Linked DNA regions of Homo sapiens: region 1 is linked to region 2. Evidence: read pairs that join two places in POLR2A ChIA-PET (ENCODE). Cell type or tissue: PC-9. All regions are shown on one strand. Each heading gives the region's core, and the rest is flanking DNA. Links, peaks and the distances in the headings are about the cores only. Region 1 has its middle 31 kb from the start of USPL1. Region 2 overlaps UBE2L5 (ubiquitin conjugating enzyme E2 L5).

Evidence for each region. Peaks named below come from ENCODE experiments on the same cell type or tissue, not always from the same donor. Only the 100,000 strongest peaks of a DNase experiment are listed, where the experiment ranks them.
Region 1: POLR2A ChIA-PET joins it to region 2 with 8 read pairs; 6 of 35 experiments call an interaction of 5 or more read pairs at or near these places.

What each region holds. Positions count from the first base shown.
Region 1 is chr13:30,585,670-30,588,589 of GRCh38, forward strand. It overlaps a transcript of HMGB1 not described here. Among named protein-coding and RNA genes, the nearest start is that of USPL1, 31 kb to the right of the region's middle. In PC-9, for the core only: no CTCF peak of the experiment used is centred there; no DNase peak of the experiment used is centred there.
Region 2 is chr13:30,427,388-30,430,232 of GRCh38, forward strand. It overlaps UBE2L5 (ubiquitin conjugating enzyme E2 L5), which reads left to right. Exons shown (of 4, transcript NM_001355247.2): 4 at 1-2,371. The coding sequence starts at 604. The coding sequence ends at 1,068. Among named protein-coding and RNA genes, the nearest start is that of UBE2L5, 6.3 kb to the left of the region's middle. In PC-9, for the core only: no CTCF peak of the experiment used is centred there; a DNase peak (open chromatin) is centred at 1,544.

The sequences.
Region 1 (2,920 bases), core at 182-2,681, 160 kb after region 2:
AAAAAAAGTAAAAAGTATATAGTTGATTCTGCAGGGACTTAAAAAAGTATAAATATCTTTTTTAACATCACAAAGCTCTGATATCTGCAGGTTTATGACTAACTACTAGCTCACTCCCATGAATACACGTATGTAAACAGGCTCTATACAATCTACAATCCCAGACTAAGGGGAAAAAACTGTCCTGTCACTGTGGTCTCCAACCCTTGGCCCATTTCTTTCCTCTTGACCACAAAACTTCTCAGGAGTTGCTTGTTTCCTCTTGATCCACTTATCTTTAGCCCACTCCAATCTGGCATCGGTTCTCAGTACTCTCCACTAAAACTGCTTTTATGAAGGCCATCAATGACGTTCATGCTGCCAAATCCAGCAGACACCTCCTGTTTTCTAATTTTTTTTATTGTTATTTTTTAAGAGACTGGGTCTTGCTCTGTCACCCAGGCTGGAATGCAGTGATGCCATCATAGCTCACTGCAGCCTTAACCTCCCTGAGTTCAAGAGATCCTTCTACCTCAGCTGGGACTACAGGCATGCACAGCTATGCCTGGCTAATTACTCAATCTTTAACATAGCTGATAATTCCCTCCTTGAAACACTCTCAACTTTTAAGAAACCCTGTTATTTTCCTCCTACATTTTTAGCCAGTTCTTCTATCAGCTTCTCCTTATCTGACCTCTAAATGTTAAGAACATTAACAAAGACTGAACCTAGTTTTTTTCTCCCCTTACTGTACTGCTCCTGGGCGATGTCAATCAGTCCCATTGCTTTAGATACTATCTGTTGAAACACTGAAATCACTGGTTTTTTTTGTTTTTTTTTTTTTTTTTTTTTTTTTTGAGATGGAGTTTCGCTCTGTTGCCCAGGCTGGAGTGCAGTGGTGCAATCTCGGCTCACTGCAAGTTCCACCTCCTGGGCTCAAGCAATTTTCCTGCCTCAGTCTCCCGAGTACTGGGATTACAGGTGTGTGCCACCATACCCAGCTAATTTTTCTATTTTAGTAGAGATGGGGTTTCACCATGTGTCCAGGCTGGTCTTAAACTCCTGACCTCAGGTGATCTGCCCACCTTGGCCTCCCAAAGGTTGGGAAAAGATATCCCAATCTTTTTCCTATGATTTCTTAATTGATCTACTTGACATATCCACTTGGACTTTTAATAGGCATCTCAAACTTAATGTGTTCAAAATAAACCTCGTGACTTTCCCTCCCAAACCTGTCCCTACCTCCCTCAATAACTAATATTATCATTCTTATATTCATATATTGAATAAATGTTTGTTCCCCCAAGTATTTGTTGCTATAAATTTATGAAGAATTCTTTTCTCACTAGTTATTATAATTAAAATGTAATATTTATTTTCTTTAAAAACTTTACTTTGTAGGATTATTATTTTTTAAACAGGGACCAACAATAAATAACTTCTCTACTTGATTAAAACTAGGGCTTCCTCTTGTGCTCCCTCAGGACTATTTCTTTGTAAAAACAATAGGCTAAATCAGTACTGGTGTCAAAGAAATCATAATCTCACAACTTTATAAATACAGCATGTGGCAAGGGATTTTCCCATCTTATATAGTAATAAAATTTTCAGCTGTGCCATGGCTAAAAGTTTACCATCAAAGTTGGAATTTTAAATTAGAGGTAGTCATCTTTCTTTCTTTTTAAAGAAATGGAGTCTCACTATGTTGCCCAGGCTGGAGTGCAGTGGCTATTTGCAGGCATGACCACAGCACGCTACAGCATCCTGGCCTCAAGCAATTCTCCTGCCTCAGCTTGCCAAGTAGCTGGGACTACAGGTCCCTGCCACCACACCCAGCAGAAATATTTAGCTTTCTGAATTTCTCAAGTGTGTGTATGAATGAGACTAGTGGGGTCCTTAACCAAGATTCACAGGATTTTTAGTGATTTATTAAATAACTTGGATTTGTATCTACCAGCATGTTCTTTGAGGTACAGGTATGTCTTTTATATCTCCTAATATAGTTCATTACAATGCTAAATACTAAGATGTGATGCTCACACACTACAGAATAGCCAAGCAAATGAACTACTTATTCTCATAGGGCTATTATAATTAACAAATTCTTGTATCACCCCATCATTATCAACAACAACATGATAGGATTTCCTTTTATCTTGAAGAGTCTGGAAAAAGGGTAACAGAGAGATATTTCTGAGGAACAAACTGGTAATGAGGGAGCTACTGTGTCCATTACAATACTCCTTCTAGAAGCTCAATACATAATGACTAATCTCTGGAAAAAAGCAAGTGTGAGAATGGAAGGCTCTTCTTCAAACTATGCAAAATGAATCAATCAGCAGTGAACAAATTTATGAGCCAAACAAATTCCTACAAAAATTACCATCATATGCTGTCATGCATGTCTGCCAGTCTATTTATCATATTATTTAAGAAACAAACATTTATTGAAGATTTATCATGTGCTCAGCACTGCCAAAGAGGAAATAAAGAGCATAATATCTATTCTTAGAAAATAACATTAACACAAATAGAAAACAAGAAACCATAATGTTAAAAATATTACATAGTAACACAGAAAGACAATGTATAATTATACATACGCACTAAAGCAAAGATAACATAATTTATAAATTATGAGGTACAGAATAGTTAGATTCTGAAAATTAAAATAATCAGGAAAAACTTCATGAAGATGAGATCTGGGCTGGATCCCAAAGGATAGGCAGGTGGATCATGTAGAACAGGGGAAAGGAGTTCCTGATCGGGGATACAATATATGTAAAAACTCGGAGACAGGACTGAGCGTGAAATGTTAATGGGACAGTAAAGAAATCTTCCTCTGCAGCGGGGGAAAAAACAGAATAATGGGAAACTGCATGGTTAAAAGGTTTGATGTTAAGATAGTGCTTGGACACAAAAGATCTTAAAGTTGAGTCAA
Region 2 (2,845 bases), core at 1-2,500:
TCAGAAAAAAATATTCAAACACCAAGGATCTCACTTTGTGCTGTGAAATGCAAGATGAGCAATCTGATCTGGACATACCAGCCTTCAGTCAGGCAACAGGTGAATATGCAGGTAGAATTATAATGTGTAAAGCCGGGTGCAGTGGCTCACGTCTATAATCTGAGCACTTTGGGAGACTAACGCGGGCGGATCACTTGAGGTCAGGAGTTCGAGACTAGCCAGGCCAACATGGTGAAACCTCGTCTCTACTAAAAATACAAAAAAAAGTTAGCTGTGCATGGTGGCACGTGCCTGTAATCACAGCCACTTGGGAGGCCGAGGCGAGAGGATGGCTTGAACCCGGGAGGCTGAGGTTGCAATGAGCAGAGATGGTGCCACTGCACTCCAGCCTGGGCAACAGAGAGAGACTCTGGCTAAAAAAAAAAAAAATTATAATGTATAGGATTGTGGATGATCACTCTAACCAACCAGTGGGCAAGTTGCTTTGCTCAGCGTAAGTTCAAACTGCCACATCAGAACGTTATTTGAGTGTATACATACACAACCATTAAAAGTGGCCGTTACCACGATGCATTCTGGGAAAGAAGCAGCACCAAATCCAAGATGGCGGCCAGCAGGAGGCTGATGAAGGAGCTTGAAGAAATCCGCAAATGTGGAATGGAAAACTTCCGTAACATCCAGGTTGATGAAGCTAATTTATTGACTTGGCAAGGGCTTATTGTTCCTGACAACCCTCCGTATAATAAGGGGGCCTTCAGAATCGAAATCAACTTTCCAGCAGAGTACCCATTCAAACCACCGAGGATCACATTTAAAACAAAGATCTATCACCCGAACATCGACGAAAAGGGGCAGGTCTGTCTGCCAGTAATTAGTGCTGAAAACTGGAAGCCAGCAACCAAAACCGACCAAGTAATCCAGTCCCTCATAGCACTGGTGAATGACCCGCAGCCCGAGCACCCGCTTCGGGCTGACCTAGCTGAAGAATACTCTAACGACCGTAAAAAATTCTGTAAGAATGCTGAAGAGTTTACAAAGAAATATGGGGAAAAGCGACCTGTGGACTAAAATGTGCCACGATTGGTTCCAGCAAGTGTGAGCAGAGACCCCGTGCAGTACATTCAGACACCCCGCAAAGCAGGACTCTGTGGAAATTGATACGTGCCACCGTCTGGCGTTCGCTTGCAGCAGTTACTAACTTTCTACAGTTTTCTTAATTAAAAGTGGTCTAGGTAACCTGTAAAGAAAGGATTAAAAATTTAAGATGTTCTTAAAAAAAAAAAAAGTGGCCATTAATAGACGGAACTATACACTGGACTAGTTGTTGTTTTAAAAACATAAAATCTGGCTACCCTAACGGGATAAGAGTTCAGACATCAGGATGTTGACACAGTGTCCTACCAGAACCCAGGGTTTACTTAGAGAACATAAAAGAAAAGAGATTGTATGCTATATTCCTTGCTTTTTTTTTTTTTTTTTTGGTGGATGTAGATAGGAGATGGGATGAGAGTGGCCACAGGAATTCGATGAGTCGTAGGAAATCCATTTTTGTTTTAATTGATGTTTCCCGTTGAACTGACATTTAGATTGAAATACCTGCGAGCCGGGTTTGGTGGCTCACACCTGTAATGCTATCACTTTGGGAAGCTGAGGTGGGTGGATCACCTGAGGTCAGGAGTTCGAGACCAGCCTGGCCAACGTGGTGAAACCCCATCTCTATTAAAAATAAAATAAATAAACAAATAAAAGTAGCCGGGCGTGGTGGCAGACTCCTGTAATCCCAGCTACTCAGGAGGCTGAGGCAGGATAATCGTTTGGACCCTGGAGGCAGAGGCTGCAGTGAGCCCAGATTGCGCCATTGCACTCCAGCCTGGGCAACAAGAGCAAAACTCTGTCCCCCCCCCACAAAAAAAAATTGATTGAAATACCTGGAATTCACACCATAATTGGGGTGTCTTTAGGCTGAAATGGAGACAACAGAAGGTGAGGTGGCTTGGACTCAGGTGGCATTGGTAAAGGAAATGAAACGCATGCAAATTTCACAGACAAAAGAGTAGCTTTGCCACCTCTCATTTTGGCTGGGCTGCTCTGAGGTGCTGCATCTTTTATAGTGTCTAGGCTCTCATCCTTAATGACATTTTCATATTCTCCATCCCCCATCCCCCACCGCCTCTCCAGTAAGGACTTTTTGACAAGCTGCACTTCCCTGCTTTAGTAATTGGTGATAAGATTTGTCCTGTAGAACATATACATAGAGGATTGTTCACTCTCCTCCTTTTATGAAATAATTTTTAGAAATTGAGCTGTTAAAGGTTGTGTTTGCACATGTTTTTTGGAACAAGAACTTTAATTAAAGGATCAAAAAGCCCAAGCTCTTGCTTTTGAATAACTGAAGCCAGTGTCTATAATTTCTTGTATCTAAAATCTGTAGAAACTAGTTGTGTGATTTCAGGGGTGCATGGGGCCCCTTGGGTGTCTGAACAGAAGGGGGTGGGAGGCAGAGCCGCACCTCTGCACTCTTGCTCTGCTGGTGTAGTGGGCAGCTGCCCACCCCCACCCCACCCTGCACTGCAGGCTCTGGAGTCAGCAGATTAAGCATTTTATAAATTATATTCTAAGTATATATTTTAAACTTGTCAAAAAGATAAATCTAGCTTATTTTACCTTTAACTTGTAAAGAAAGTTTGCCTTCTTGAGTTCTCTTTGTCATGGGCAGTAGGAGTAGCTCGCCTGAGTATCATCAGTGAAGGGAAACCCACACATCTTGGTGAGCAACGAGAAATCACCATGTTAAGATTCCAGGGATTTTCTTCTCTGGTCATTGTTGTAGCCAGTGTCTTCATGG